2 separate regions of the Mus musculus genome follow, and region 1 is linked to region 2. Evidence: chromatin loops called from intact Hi-C (ENCODE). Cell type or tissue: left cerebral cortex. All regions are shown on one strand. Each heading gives the region's core, and the rest is flanking DNA. Links, peaks and the distances in the headings are about the cores only.

What was found. Peaks named below come from ENCODE experiments on the same cell type or tissue, not always from the same donor. Only the 100,000 strongest peaks of a DNase experiment are listed, where the experiment ranks them.
Region 1: it touches region 2 in a loop (2.7-fold over the local background); 5 of 42 quality-filtered maps call a loop at or near these places.

The regions. Positions count from the first base shown.
Region 1 is chr15:8,796,595-8,804,930 of GRCm38, forward strand. The region is part of intron 2 of Gm31340 (a long non-coding RNA gene); the gene reads left to right. Among named protein-coding and RNA genes, the nearest start is that of Gm31340, 90 kb to the left of the region's middle. In left cerebral cortex, for the core only: a CTCF peak has its summit at 626 (motif pointing right); DNase peaks (open chromatin) are centred at 629 and 5,292.
Region 2 is chr15:8,623,086-8,631,421 of GRCm38, forward strand. No RefSeq gene overlaps it. Among named protein-coding and RNA genes, the nearest start is that of Gm46508, 45 kb to the left of the region's middle. In left cerebral cortex, for the core only: CTCF peaks have their summits at 1,014 (motif pointing right), 2,455 (motif pointing left), 4,191 (motif pointing right), 6,302 (motif pointing right) and 1 weaker place; DNase peaks (open chromatin) are centred at 573, 976, 2,455, 4,251 and 3 more places; H3K4me3 peaks cover 1,372 bases; H3K27ac peaks cover 303 bases.

The DNA of each region.
Region 1 (8,336 bases), core at 299-8,298, 170 kb after region 2:
TAGCCATGTCCGTTGCTTCTCTACTTACAATATCTAGGAATGGAAACCACTTCAATGTCCTTCAACTGAAAATGGATAATCTATACGTGGTACATATGTACTATGGAATACTATTCAGCTATAAAGAAAAATGAAGTCGTGAACTTTGCTAGTCAATGAATATAACTAGAGATGACCATATTGAGTGAGGTAACCCAGACCTAGAAAGATCAATATTGCATGTTCTATCTCATCTGAGGCTCCTATCTTCAAATCTTCAGATAGGCGTACATATCCTCTATTATTTTTTGATATCTTAAGTCTTTGCTTACCATTGTTATTTCCTTTATTATACTTTATGTCAGCTAGACTTTCAATTATTTACTTTTTGGATTGAATGGCACTTATATTTCAGCATCCATTCTTTTTTAATGTAACAAATCTTGGACCGACAAACCTCCCCCCCCCCCAAAAAAAAAGAATGTTATTCTTACCCAGTGTGTTAATGTGCTCATTCTCCATCCAGATGATGGAAGGCTGGGCAGAGGTGAACTGTCAGGCAACTGAGGTGCACAGATGTCCAACTAGGTGCCAGACTCAGAAACTTAGTTGCATTCAAGCTAAAGTAGATAGACCATCACCAGCAGGTGGCACCCAGCCTCAGCAGGGACTAAGAATTTAGACTCTTTAAAGAGTTGGCATATAATAATTGGTATCCTTATCACTCACATATGCTGTTGTTAAATGACTAATAAAGGTTATCACCTCATGTTCTTTTTATTTCTTTGTTATAAGATTATTTTAACAATTCTGTTCCAGCTAGTTTACAATATAAAGTACATCATTGTTTATATCTTCTTACTGTGCAAGAGAACAGTGAAGTTATTACCCTCACTTGAATGAACTTTGTATCTGTTTACCAGCCTCTTTCCATCTGCCTTCTACATCCCTCCATTATCTGACAGTTCACTCTTTTCCCTACTTGTATGAAAACAATTTAATAGATTCTACTTGCATGAGGTCAAGCTTTATCTGCATTTGACATATTTAATATAATGCCCTTCAGGTTCAACATTGTTGCAATAGACAATTCTTTTGAACAGCTCAGTAGTAGTTTCTCTCTCTCTCTCTCTCTCTCTCTCTCTCTCTCTCTCTCCCTCTTTCTCTCTCTCTCTCTCTCTCTCTCTGTGTGTGTTTGGTATGGTATTTTCTTTAGGCTTTCATCTGACCGTGAACACTTAAACTAATTCTGTGCCTTATAAATTATGAACTGTGCTCTAGTGTATGTGGGAATGCAGGTGCAGAGATCTCTTATCCATACTAATTTCATTTCCTTTTTGTAGATTTCTACTTGTTTCTGCACAGCGGAGGTAACAAACAGCAAAGCAAAGAAACAATATGCAAAGTGGGACATAAAACTTGAAAACTATTTGTTGATCAGGAGTTAATATCCAAAAATGTGTAAGGAATTACACAACAATATTGTGTAATTTTATATTACTCAACATATATTACTCAACACAATCAAGTTCCCGAAAAAAAAAAAACAGATTGGAAAATGGCTCAGATATTTGGATAGACATTTCTCAAAAGAAGACATAAAAGGGAATGATAGATCCCTGGGGGGAAATGTTCCACCTCTCTCAGCATCAGAGGAAGGCACTCTATGGTCACACAGTGAGAGCCAAATCACCCCGTGGGAGTGGCTCCTGTGAAAATAAGACGGTAAGCATTCAGGAGGATTTGGAGAAATTCATAGTTGTAAAGGAACACTACAGATGGTAATGAAAGTGGCTAGGCCAGTGTGTAAGACAGCATGGATGTTTCTCAAAATGCTCAAAATAGGATGATCATTTGATCCTGGAATAAAACTTAGAATATGATACCCCGCAGGGTTTCCAAAATTCCTTGCTATGTCCTCTCCTCACCTCTCCTTCCTTCCTTCTCTCATTTCTAACTTTTATTGTGTTTCTTGATTTCATTATATTATTGGTTAAATTTTTGTCTTCTGTTGGCTTAAAAGATCCCTTCTATCTCAAGTATTTTAATAAATTCAACAAAAGTTCTACCATGTTTAGTTCACTGTTTATTCAATATATCTTTGCTTTCCCCTCTCTGATAATGTAATTTTCCCCCTGTTGTTTTAATTTGCTGCCCTTGGGTTGCCTCGTCACCTCTTTTTGCTGTTTTTTGAAGCCAATGCTTACTGATTTATTTCCCACCTTTCTCTCTCCTGATTTACCCTGCTATGGTCCCAACCTTCGAAGTCCAGCAAATAAATATATGTTTTTCAGATCTGGATGTCAATGGTAATTTCTTATAAAAATCTTGTTTTTGAAAGGTATTTGACCCTTCTTCTGAAACAATAGTTTTATGGGTATATGAGAAACTTTGCCAGTCTAGCGATAATTCTGTGGGTAGCCAAACTGCTGTCTTTTCTTCTACGGTTAACTCTCTCTCTCTCTCTCTCTCTCTCTCTCTCTCTCTCTCTCTCTCTCTCTCTCTCTCTCTCTCTCTCTCATATATACATATAGTAGAATAGAGTTTATTCAGGACATGGGGAGAGGGATTGAGAGGGTAATAGAGACAGAGAAAGGCAGGGGGCAGGAGGAGGAGAGGTTGGCCATGAGCACGTGGAGAGTGCGGGAGGAATGGGGAGAGAGGAGGTAAGGGGCAAAAGGACAGAGGGAGAGCAAGAAAGCAAGAGCTTTCCCTATACTTTTAAGAGCTTTTATTTGGTTAAAAATCTGTTTCCAGTGTATAGTGTGGTAATCCTTGGGACATTACTTCAACTCTGGGAAATTACCAGCCATTTTCCTTTTGAAGTGTTTCTCATTTCCTCTCCAGCATTTGTTTGTGGAATTTGTATTCGATCTCAGTTGGAATTTAATCAGATGAAAGTCTGTGTCTTTCAATCTCTCTTAGATATTTTTTGTGTCGCTGTCTCCTCACGTTTCATTCTGGCCGGCTACCTCAAGTTTCCCCAGTTTACTACTTCTTAGGTGTATATAGTTCACATTTAATATAAATTTGAATATTAACAATTAGGTTTTTCAGTACTCAAAGTTACACTGGATTGCTCTTCAAATCTTTTTTTTTTAACTTGTTAAAGATCTATGAATTTATTGTGTGTGAGTGAGACACGAACATACCTGTATGTCATGATGCATACGGAAAATCAGAGGACAATTGCCACCATGTGGGCTCTTGGTCTTGGCTGCAAGGGCTGTTTGCATGTTCCATTGTCTCTTACATTTTAAAAGCCCCATCTTCTTATTGTTTTATTCTAAAATATTTTATTACCTCGATGCAGTTGTATTTACCTTGTGGTATATTTTCAGCTATTCTTGCTATTATTATTTCTAGTCCTTGGGATAAGTATTTGCTTATGTGTGTGTTCCCTAATACTTTCAGACCTTGATGCCTTCTTTTTTTTTTTTTTTTTTTTTTTTTTGCTTGGATTTGGTTTTGCTTAGTTTTTGAGAGATGGGTAACAGAAAGAGTGAGAAAGAAAATTAAGAAAGTGAAGGAAACATAAAACTCGGTAGGTAAAGATATGTGTTCATATGTGACATATTGAAGATATACAGTGTTCTTGTTCATGTAGATGTGTGCATATACCATGTATGCACCACATGATTTTTTCTTCTTTTTTTATTTTAATTAGGTATTTTCCTCATTTACATTTCCAATGCTACCCCAAAAGTCCCCCATACCCTCCCCTCCCAGTCCCCTACCCACCCACTCCCACTTCTTGGCCCTGGTGTTCCCCTGTACTGGGGCATATAAAGTTTGCAAGATCAATGGGCCTCTCTTTCCACTGATGGCCAACTAGGCCATCTTCTGATACATATGCAGCTAGAGTCAAGAGCTCCGGGGGTTACTGGTTAGTTCATATTGTTGTTCCACCTATAGGGTTGCAGATCCCTTTAGCTCCTTGGGTACTTTCTCTAGCTCCTCCATTGGGGGCCCTGTGATCCATCCAATAGCTGACTGTGAGCACCCACTTCTGTGTTTGCTAGGCCCCGGCATAGCCTCACAAGAGACAGCTATATCAGGGTCCTTTCAACAAAATCTTGCTAGTGTGTGCAATGGCGTCAGCTTTTGGAGGCTGATTATGGGATGGATTCCCAGATATGGCAGTCTCTAGATGCTCCATCCTTTCGTCTCAGCTCCAAACTTTGTCTCTGTAACTCCTTCCATGGGTGTTTTGTTCCCAATTCTAAGAAGGGGCAAAGTGTCCATACTTTGGTCTTCGTTCTTCTTGAGTTTTGTGTGTTTTGCAAATTGTATCTTGTATCTTGGGTATTCTAAATTTCTGGGCTAATATCCACTTATCAGTGAGTACATATCATGTGAGTTCCTTTGTGATTGGGTTACCTCACTCAGGATGATGCCCTCCAGGTCCATCTATTTGCCTAGGAACTTCATAAATTCATTCTTTTTAATAGCTGAGTAGTACTCCATTGTGTAAATGTACCACATTTTCTGTATCCATTCCTCTGTTGAGGGGCATCTGGGTTCTTTTCAGCTTCTGGCTATTATAAATAAGGCTGCTATGAACATAGTAGAGCATGTGTCCTTCTTACTGGTTGGAACATCTTCTGGGTATATGCCCAGGAGAGGTATTGCTGGATCTTCAGGTAGTACTATGTCCAATTTTCTGAGGAACCGCCAGACTGATTTCCAAAGTGGTTGTACAAGTTTGCAATCCCACCAACAATGGAGGAGTGTTCCTCTTTCTCCACATCCTCACCAGCATCTGCTGTCACCTGAATTTTTGATCTTAGCCATTCTGACTGGTGCGAGATGGAATCTCAGGGTTGTCTTGATTTGCATTTCCCTGATGTTTAAGGATGCTGAACATTTTTTCAGGTGCTTCTCTGCCATTTGGTATTCCTCAGGTGACGCTTTCTTCTTAGAAGAAAAAAAATCCCTTGGTTAGTGATTTTAATTATAACCCTCTCATTGGTTTTTACCTGTGTACCCTGGACTGTGAGTAAAGTCTTACTTTCTATGTGCTTGTTTCTCCCCAGATTACCATGGCTTCTACTGGTCATGGACCAGGGATTCTGCTAATTCCTTGCTTCAGATTCTTGCCAAATGCAGATAAGCTAAGCTCTCACTCCAGATCCTGACCTGCAGCTTTTATAAGATGGCTATATATAGTTTCCTAGCCAGAGCCCAGGCAATTTGACTCCTGCTGCTTTGCTGAGCAGTAGATAAAGTTCTAGTTCCCTTTTTGAATTCTAGAAAGGTTTTTGAGAGCACCACTTCTAAACAGCAATCTCAGCTCCTGCCTGGCCGGCCTGCAGGCTAAATTTACTGTGGTGTCCACATCAAGGCCACGTTCTTCCTCGGTCTTCCCCTGGCATGTCAGTTAGAGCTCGCCTTGCTGATTTTGAACATCCTTTTTTTGTTGTTGTTGTTTCCATCACTTGGGTGTTGCCTCAGCTGTCTGTTCAGACTAGCTATTTTAAAGCTGTTAAACGTGTATCTAGTATTTATATGCCTTTAGTTGGTGGTGGCAGTGATGGCAGCTTTAAGTGGAGTGACTGTAACATTGGTATTGACAGTTCTTTGCACCACGTCCTGGTCCTCTGTTAATCACATCTAACCAAATTCTTTCTCTTTTCCTTGACCTCCGATCTTAGGAAAGCTGGACAAGCCGGATGCATTGAGTTGCATACCCCGGATTCCTTTTCTCTCCCAGATTCATTCACGTCATTTCTCATAAATAACTCAGGACGGCTAGGGCTGGAAGAGCCCTGCAACCCTCTTATCTGATACTTTATAGATCACAGGAGGAACCAGGTACCAATTAGGGCTCTGCATTTGGGCCTCCCCACCTAGAATATTCCCAGATTCATTATGCTCAGTGTCAAAAAAGAAGCATTGCGGGGCACATACCAGGTGCTCTGCTTCAGGAAACCCTCAGGGCTTTTAGAGAGCTAGTGTGCCACCTAGAAGACAGAGACTTAAGTGTCCCTTCTGCTTCCATCGGTCTGAATGCCCCTGATGCGTAGTAGGCATGGACTGATTGCTTTCTTTCATTTTTTTTTGTAATTAAAATCCTCTATGATTCATCTTGAAAACATTTTTTTTTACAGCTCTTCGTTCTATCAAATCTTCCTACCAACAGTTCACAGGGTACCTGAAGATATAGCTAATTTTAAAATGGGAAAGTAGATAATTTTTATTCCTTTTTTTCAAACTCAGTACTGAGAAATTGTTCCCACAGGAAAAGGCACTTCTGTATTAGAGAATTACCCAAAGACCACCCAATCGCAAGCGAGGCTGGTGTGGTGTTGAAATACTTTCAACCACTGCTCTGACAGGTGCTGATCCATAGTTGTCATTTAACCCACAGGTGAGTTCTAGACCAGGGGTAAATGGCAAACTTATTTTTTATTTGTTTTTTTCTGTTTTGTTTTTGGTTTTGTTTGTTTGTTTTTTTTGTTTTTGAAACAGGGTTTCTCTGTGTAGCCCTGGCTGTCCTGGAACTCACTCTGCAGACCAGGCTGGCCTCAAACTCAGAAATCCGCCTGCCTCTGCCTCCCAAGTGCTGTGATTAAAGGCATGTGCCACCACCACCCAGCCAAGCTTATTTTTTAAAGGGACAGGCAACAAATATTTAAGGACTATAATCTTTGTTTTCTTTACAAGTTTTTCAAAAGGCTTTTCCCCTCTTGACTCTATTTAAAGACAGGCTATAGGCCAGATTTGGCTAACTAGTCTAACTATGGTTACCGACCCTTTTTCTAGACCAGTAGTTCTGAACCTTCCTATTGGTGCAACTGTTTAATACAGTGCCTTGTGTTGTGGTGACTCCCTACTATAAAAGTATTTCATTGCTACTTCATAACTGCAATTTTGCTAGTGTTATGAATTGTAATGTAAATATCAGATATACAGTATATCTGAAATGCATCTCCAATGGGGTCATGACCCACGGGTTAAAAACCACTGTCTTAGACCGTCATTGCCTGATCGTGGCCATGCTGACTTTCATAATTTCAGTGACTAAAGTAGTCTGTACCTAAGGACATTTGTCCTAATGAACTTGATAAGTTTCTCTAAGACAGTCAGCTCTCTTGACTTTCTCACTCCCAGACGGTGACCTTTTAGTCTAGTCTTTTTTAATCTAAAAAACAAAACAAGAACTGAAAAACGAAGAAGGGCGCTTTGCACAGGTCAGTCCTGTGGTTTCTACATACACAATGTTAACCCATCAGGAAGTAATTTTCCAGGTGGCTTCCTGACACTGCCCATGTTGGAGCTTATTTGGACCACAGTAACAGTTTGTACAGCTCATAGTTGTGGTGGAAGGTGAGAAGAAGAGGGTGGGGCAGAGGCAACTGTTACGGCCACAGGTAACTGTCATGGCCAGAGGCAACTGAATGGCACAGAAACTTTGTATACCCATGCAGTTGGGTGGGATCACAGCGTCTTAGCAAATCTACTAGGAACAGCCCATAGCAAATACAGGTAATGAATACTGGAGTCAGTTTCATTCTTAAAACCTGGCTTAAATGTGGTTTGCTTCTTCTTCAACAATTTTATACATATACAATGTATATTGATCATATCAACCCACAATTCCTCCCTCACCCAGACCCCACCAGCACCTACTCCTCCTACCTTCTTGTCATCTTTTTTCTTAACCCATTAAGTCCAATCAGTCCTCATTGCATGAGCATAGGCAATCTACCAGATGCTACACACCTAGAAAAAAGTGACCCTCCCCATACCCTGAAGCCATCAATTGCAAATAGCTCTTTGAGCGTGGGGTCTCATGAATCTCACCCCATCATGGTAAGATTATTGACTGGTGTGGTCTTGTGCAGGTAACCATAGCTACTGTGAGTTCATGAACACAACAGCCACATCATGTCTGGAAGACAGCTTCTCATAGCACCCCTCTTCATCCTTGGGCTCTGGAATTCCTTTTACCTCCCCTGAGTCGTGCAGGAGTGGGTGGAGTTTGACATAAATGTCTCATTCAGGGATAAGTACTCAATAGTCACTTGATCTCAACACTCTGATTAGTTGTGAGTTTCGACTCTCTGCATTGGTAGCTACCCACTGTAAACCGTCTAACCAAGGTTGAGAACAGTACTAACCAATCGGGTATAAACACAGTTAAGAGGTAGTTAGCAAGATGCCTGCAAAAACCTTCTTTGATTAATACTAATGATATGATCATGGGCAAGATTTTTAACTGCTTCTGTTTTGATTGTCTCATCTGTACATATTTTATAATTCCAGTTTACAAGCATTACATGTAATATATAATGTGTGTGTGTAGTATTTGTGCATGCTTCCAAAAGAAGCCTTTGCTAATTAATCCATTAGAG
Region 2 (8,336 bases), core at 274-8,273:
CTGCTGCCCTCAGAAGTGGATGACCAGGTAGAGGACGGGTAGTGTTTGGGAATGGGTAGCTGGAGTGGGCAGTGATGCAAACACGGGTGTGTCAGCCTGGGATTCAGAGAGCCCAGTGCCTGTTGCCCCCTTGGGTTGGGGATACAGATGAGTAGGGAGGGGTCCAGAATGAAGGCTATGCAATTCTATAGGAATGTGGGGTTTATCCTGGAGCTGGGATTGTGGTTTAAATCAATGGTGACAGAAACCCATGTCAGCACTGTGCCACAGTATTTAGAACCTTACTAGCACCAGTATTGTCTTTGCCTTTACCCACTGGCCAGAAAATATGCTAAGAGAAGCCTGGGACAAGGTCCTTCTTTGTTACGACTTACGATAGGGTTATGGAGTATTCCTATGGGCCGAGTGGGCCTCTCTTACTAGCTTGGCCTGGTCACAGCAGATACCATCAGCTGCCAGGTGGAGAAGGATTTGTGTGGACAGAGACTGCACAGTGTCTTCATCGCATCTGGGAGGCTGAAATCACAGGAAAGAGACTGGCTAAGGCCGAAGACTGTAGCATCAGACTTTCCTGGATGTAACTCCAAGTTCACCATCTGTTCACTCTACAACTGAGAGTAAGCCAGACTCAGCTTCCTCACCTAGAGATGAGAGTAATGACAAGGTAGCGTCTAATGGGGCTTCATGAAGTATACACAGGAAGAGCCCAGTGCTTAGTAAGTGTATTAGAAGTGTTGAAAGGTATATGGAACTTAACATTGGAGGAGCTATTAGAGAGTAAACAAAATAAGATACCCTGATTATACTATAGATTGTTTTTTCTCATTGTGATGTCTCAGGAACACAGGACAGGAGATGATCCTGACTCTAAGTGGCATTGCTGAGTCCAGCTGCATGAAGAAGCTAGGTACTCTTGGAGGAGGAGGAGGGACATAGAGAATTCTGTTGCCAAGGGGGTTCCCTGGGCCTGTGCTTTCCTTTCCACAGCCACCAGATGTCAGTGCTGACAGGAGTTGCTCCAGGGTGTTAGTTCCAGAATGCACTCAGGTCCTCATTGAGCAGATAAAGCAAGCCTCTTTCTTACAGGTGACCATATTCAAATTTGTCAGAGTGTGTGATGCTTTTCTGGGCAATAGACCAGAAGACCACACCAACAGAACTCTGAACTAAATTTTCCAAATATGTGGTAGGAAAGCATTTGGCTTTTTAAAATCCACAACATTACTCCTTGAAGAACCTGCCTCTAAAAGATGAACCTTGGAAAGCCATGAGTTCTGGAAACTGAAAGGTCCTCAAGTTCTTGCTGTTCATTACATGGAAAATTATTGATAGGCTATTAGCTATTGGTCAGCAAATGCTTGGAAGTAAAGCTTTAAACTTGTGACTTGTGAACTGTTGCTTAGAGTGAAAGCACATACATGTAACGAAGAGTTGTCAAACTGGAGTTTTCATGTGTGTGACTTCAGATCCTGTCATTTAAACGCGCTATCTGGGGTCCATTAACCTCCAAACCTCCAGACCAGTTAGCTTCCAGGGTTAGAGTAGGCCATAGCAGGGGAACACCTGCTTTAGATATAGACATGGTTTAAATAGAGACTTTACCTCGAATAAACTATGTATCCTCTAAGCCTCCACTTTTTCATAGGTAAGTAAATAAATTAAGGTCTATTTACAGGTTTCTTTGTGAGATGTTGACATATTTAAGACTTTTAGCACATTCTTCCCTCTTCTGTATGTGAAGTTTTTATGCTATACATAACAAGAGAACATTATAACTTAACGAAACAAGGGCATTTCTAATGTGCAAGGAAGACTGAGTACCAAAAACATAGGCCAGAAACACGTAGGCATGGGGTAGTCCTACTGTGTAGTCTGTGTGTCATGATGCTTGGGGCAGCACACTGGATTAACTACTCCATAGAGATGTGGAGGGATGAAGACAGACCTGGCCCGTAGTGTTGTTCCCTTGGATGCCCTGTCTCACCCTCCGCTTGTAATCACCACATGAATATCATTGCTACATTGTTTTCCCTGATAGGATCTGTGCTTGTCTAACAAGCAGTATTGATGAGTTAGTGCATAGTTATCATGAGCCTGGAACTGGTAGACCAGATGTTTTGCCCAGATGATTATCACTAGGGAATCTTGGGTGATGGGGACATCTGGAGTATCGACACCAGGAACCTAGGATTGTTTTATTGGAGCTTAGGTAAGGTGGGGTGTTTTTTGTTTGTTTGTTTTGTTTTTGTTTGCTTGTTTGCACACCAGCTTTTCTGAGTGTTGATTTGTGTCCCTGTTTTCTTGTGATGTATTTCTGCATAATCTTCCTCACCAGAGCATTGACTCCCTGGACCTGTCTTGCTTTTATTACTAAATTACCCACTTCCACAGACTGATGTGGCTTTAGAGCCAGGGAGCACAATGGTGATGATTTGCTGCCATCCTGTGGTGGCACTGCTTCCTCTGCAGACACAGCCATGGGTGACGAAACTCAGGAGGGCAACACTTTAGCGTGGACACGTGTGCTAACTGTGGGAAACGTCTGTTGGGCTCCTGAGCTTTCGGAAGTGGTGTAACCACACAGAGTCCTGCGCCCAGACTGGTGTATGGTATTCGGCTTAATCTCAGCCCTAATAAAGTTCTAATTTTTTTCAGCACTGTAGGTGCTGGGCATGAACCAAAAGTGTGTTGATTAAGGTTCTGTAAACTTCTTTGATTCTAATTCCCCAGAGGAGGAGGCAATGCTGGGTACAGAGATGTGAGGCCACACGTGCAGGTAATACAGTGTGTAGAGAGAGGAGACTAGGGCTGGAGAGATGGCTTGGTGGGTAAAAACATTTGCTGTCAAGCTGGATGACTTGAGTTGAGTACCTGGAACCTGGATAGTGGGAGGAGAGATCTGACTCTCATAGCTGTCCTCTGACCTCCACACATATCTTTTCCAATGGATAGATGATAGATAGGTAGATAGATAGATAGATAGATAGATAGATAGATAGATAGATAGATAGATGGATGGATAGATGGATGGACAGATAAAATTTCAAAAGAAAAAAAAGCTCTGGAGCTTCAGGCTACACAGTCCGAGCACAGATGTAACTACCAGGAGTGACTCCTTGCCTCGGGAGCTCACAGCGAGCACTGGGTGGGAGCAGAATGTGAGCAGAAGCTGATGGGTAAGGGAGTTTTTCATTCTCCAAAGATGGACCCTTGATGTTCCTCTGCACAGTGGGATTCGGGTTGGAGATGCCGTCTCTGCCTTCCCATCAGGACAGGAAGCCAATGGTTACTGGCTTTCTTCCCAACTCTATCAAAGTTTTCCTTGATCTTGGAGAAGACGCCTGCTAACTTTATGTGGGGCCACCTCTCTCCTCACTTAGGTTTTCATGAGGAAAGAACCAGACAGGATGCAGGCGTGGCGTGAGCCAGAGCTAGAAGTTGGGGCCAAGCCCCTTCAGCATCTGACTTCTAGGGTGGCCCATCTCTCTCTCCAGTGAGGGCTTTTACCCTTTTATCTTATGGGGCCTCTGAAGGGCAGGAAGTCCTGGGTGACCTGCTGGCACAGGCTGCAATTTCAAGGGGGGAAATCTATGTGGAATAAATTATAGAGGCAAAACTCAGCCAGACATAAAAGGCTCGAATGGTTTGAGTTTCATAGATGAATAAATCTCCAAGGGAGAAATAGGAAGCAGGGGATGAGCTTTTGAAAAACTTGTATGAAAAAAGAACCCCAGAGAAGAATTCTCTACTGCCAGGCCTTGATTTTTTTTTTCTATAACACTGACATAATATTTGAAGGCGAGCTGATGTAATTTTCCCTTTTACTTGTCAGAATACTCTCAGCCAAGCCAGCCAAGGCTACTTATTTGCCTGAAAAAATTGGAATAATTACAGTAGAGAGAAATTGACAGTACTCAGGTTTTTGGTTCTCACAATAGGATCTCGTCTCAAGGCAAGAGGCTTGAGAGCATATATTACAAAGGAATCCCATTTGCTAAATTCCCTCATTTCCCTTCTTTCTTATCATAAGCCAGACCGCAGGGTTCTTATGCAAAAGGAGAAGTGGGCAATGCCAAACCCAGTCTTGCCAGCTGTGGGCACGGCTGGAGAAAGAAAGGCTGACATAAGGGGAGTCGCTGAAGATACGGTCTACCCCGACCTCATTTCCTGATTGCCTTTTGCGCCCTGACCAGCAGAGGGCATAACTGGCACATCTGAACTTTTCTTATTCCTGTGAAATGCGAAGGACAGGTTGAGAAACTGGAAGTCTCATGGGGCCCTGTGTCGATAGGTCAGCGGGAGCAGATTGAAGAATGTAGAGGGGAGAAGAGGGGGCGGGGACACCAAGAGACACAGGGTGCCAACCATCTTAATAGGAAGCGGCTGCGTTACCCGGGAGGGATTGCACACCGGAGGATAAGCAGATGAGTTACATATCGTCTTAGTCCCACTACAATCACATGCCCTGCACTGGGGCATAAGGCGCAAGAATTTACTTTCCCACAATGCTACTGGCTAGAGAAATGAAGATAAAGGTTCTGTGGTTAGGTGAGGAATTCGTTTTCTGGATCGGGAGAACGCTGTCCTCACATGGTGGAAGGCTGGAGTATTGGGAACAGAAGGCTGCACGGAGCCGCCTTTTTTTTTTTTTTCCAGCCACTGTCCATGAAGAAGTCCCATCTTCACATCTTAAAGGCCCACTGCTCACTATCACTGTGATGCCAATGTGTAAACTTTGACAGGAACACATTCGAATCTAAAGGAAAGATCTCTTAACCCTTACATTGCTGGAGGCAACCCGGCACGCCGAGACTAAAGCCCTCTTCTCCTATGTGATTTGTAAGACCCTCTCAAGTGGACCCTTGGTCCTTGTCTGGCTCCATCCCCCATTCTGCCACACTGCCTCCTTGTGGTACTTTGCCTCCCCCGGGGAAGCCCACCAATGCCCACCTGAGGTGTTTTACCACCAGCCTTTTCTTTCCTATGAATCCAAGGCTGGTGCCTTACTTCCTTAAGATCTTTTACAGGAGACTTGCCCGGGTAGCCTCCCTGACTACCCCGTCCTTAAAGTTCTCTAGTTCCTCTCCGAACGTCACCCTGCACTGGTGTGCTTCCCATCATTGACTATACCTGTCCTACATCTTAATCTGCTTGGGCTGCCTTAACACAACAGCACGGACTGGGCAGCTTAAAGGACACACAGTTATTGGTCACAGTCTGGGGGCCGAAAGCCCTTGGCGCACCCGCATGTTTGACCTCTGAGCTGGTCTTTTCTGGCTTTCAGACACGTGGCCTTTGCTCTGAGCTTGCTCTCTCTCCAAATACATGTTCACTGGGGTTGAGTTCCAATATACAAACATTGGAGGTGACATAGTTTAGTCTTCGAAAATCTATTTTACACCTGAATAAAATAGAGCTCTGGAGTGGGGGTGGTGGTGGAGGGAGGGGTAGGTTTATCTACAGTGCACATTAATGTGCCTGAGATAAGGTTGACACTCCATAAATACCTGGCAAATAAATGAAGGATCTGAGTTTTCTCGATGGGTTGAGTGGTACGACAAAAAATTTTATTACCTCAAATAATAAATTTATTTTATTATTATTATTTTTATTTTTTATTTTTTCGAGACAGGGTTTTTCTGTATAGCCCTGGCTGTCTTGGAATTCACTTTGTAGACCAGGCTAGCCTTGAACTCAGAAATCTGACTGCCTCTGCCTCCCAAATGCTGGGATTAAAGGCATGTGCCACCACTGCCCAGCAATAAATTTATTTTTAAATTAAATTTAAAAAATTAAATTTTAATTAAAGCATCAGTAAGTCTTTGAACCAGTAAGCATGTATGCACATCGGTGACTTTTCCTTTGTTTTGTATCTATTCTGCCACAATCCTAGGAAATTAAAATGCACGAAGAGAGACATGGGGAGGTTTAGGGCCAGAGAAGAAGAGATAAGGACGCTGGTGGTTAGCTTCGTGGTCCTTGCCTTTTCAGACTCTGGATCAGACGTTCTAAAACCTTGGCGCGCAACAGTCTTGTTAAAGCACACTGCTGGGTTCTACCTTCCAGAGCCCTGGATGGGGCCTGGGGAACTAGCCTTTCCTGTAAGTTCCCAGTTACTATCCATCCCGTCCTACACACTGGGAATCACACCGCAGACACGGACTTACTCAAGTTCACTTTTCATTCGGGCTTCTGAGCTGTTTCTCGTTCCACAGCCCTCCTGGAGCCCATCATTGAGGAGTTTCTAGAGAATGTTGGGTGGTTTATACGGTGTGGGCCGCTCTGGGTCGGGAGGTCCTTGCCACAGGGTGGCAGCAGTATCCCAGGCTTAGAGTGGCCTCCTCTCTGGGCTGCTTTAGTAGCAAATCTCCTGGTTCCCACCAGGGAAGGTTTGACTGGCTTTTCCATTTCCCCTTGGCTGGGAGGTGGGGGTGGGGGACAGCAGTGGGAAGGGGGCCGGCAGAGGGGGAGGTCACTGGCACACAGAGGGACAGTTTTGTTCCCTGGGAGACTCTGGGAGAGGAAGCTGGGTGGTCTCCCCGGAGTGTCGAATTATGCGCTTCACAAAACCACCATGCAGCGCAGGGCTGCTGAGAGAGAGCCAGCACTGACAAAAGCATCGCAGACACTGGCAGGGGAATCTGCTCTGCCCCGGTGCAGCGCCCGGAGCCCCTCCAGAAGAGCTCTGTCAGATTTCGGAGAGTCTGGTTTCCAGCCTCCCTCCCAGAAGACAGCAGTTCTTGCAGCTTCTCGCGGGCTTGCTTCCATCCATCCATCACATCTGCGGACCGCGAAGCCTCTCTGTCTTCACTGGCCCGTTTCGTTATAAACATTTCAAGAGCCGTCCAGAGTGCCAAGAACTGAGCTGAGAATTTGATGAACACACATGTATATAAATGATGTATATGTGTCCCGTTTATTCATTTACCACTTCTGCAAAGTGAATAATTACATACATCCGAGATAAAGAAGTTGAACTTCTTTATGTGCCATTTAACTAGCGCTCACTTCATGAGCATTCCTTTTAACATGGTAACTCAATGAGAAAGCTGGTTTGGGGATGGCGACTTTATCTGACCTCCACAGGTACAGAAGGGATCACCGAGGTCCAGCGACTTTTGCAAGCCGATTGAGAAGTCAGGTATATTATGACATAGATTAACCAATTGGGTCCAGATTTGGGATTAAACAACATCTGAAGGTCTTTAAGTTTCAGGAAACATTTCTCTCTCTCTCTTTTTTCTCCCCACCCCTTTCTCTCTCTCAGGTTGAGACATGATCTCATTAGGTAGTCCTAACTGGTTTCAATCTTGTGGTACTTTGGCCTCAACCTGCTGAAGTATAAGGACAGGCATAAGTTTACTATGCCTGGCGTGACATTTTCCTTAGGACAGCTGTGCTTTCTGTTTGTTTGGCATAGTTCTCCTAGGTTTAAAAGCAAGCCGGCTTTGGGATCCTGTTGTTTGAATGCAGTGGCTCTGGGTGGTAGTCTTCAGATAGGTGTTCCTGGCCGAGACCGTTTTGATCAGCTCAGTGCTCCCAGCTGAGCTGATTCTAAATGGTTTTTATTTTCTCTTGCAATGGCTATGTCTCCAAGCTCCTGTCTGGGCATTTTCAGGACTCAATAAATTTCCCCAAACTTACACAGTTAGAGAAAGCGCTCCTAAGTTGCCACCTGATGCCATTTCCCATTAGATTGATGGCGGTCTTGAAATCGGCTATGGACCCACCATCTCCTAGGTGGGAGACAGTGTCTCTACTTGTTCCTTCTGCTGTCCCAGTTGGACCCTGCTTCCCACGCCATCATACCTGGCTTAATGTAGGGGCTTTTGTGGAATGACTGCCATTTGGAATCTGGAAAAGATTTTGAAAAAAAAAAATTCCCCATTTCCCTCTTTACAGCTCCTGGAAAATTGGTCACGTTTGAACAGGACAATAGGGCAGACACATAGGTACTTTTCTAAAAGACACCCTCAAGTAAAGGGGAAAATGTGCTATCTCTTAAAAGCAATGCCAGAGACATGTCTGTATTTTAATGGGTTACAGAGAATGTTCTATGTGGAGTAGGGATGGAGAGGGGATGGGGGAAGAGAAGAGGAGAGTGAGAGAGAGAAGCAGATGCCAGCTTTAAAGTACTTCAAGTACAGATAAGCTAAACACCATTTAATTTATTTAAGACAGTTGCGTGGAGCCTCAAAAGTGATTCATCAGGCTTTTAAATGGTGGCCACAAGATTTACAAGGACATAATCAGTGATAATATTACCAGGACAAAGAAACTGTAGGAAATTCTAGATGTGGGAGTTTTAAAGAATGTTTTTGCTTTCACTTAGCAAT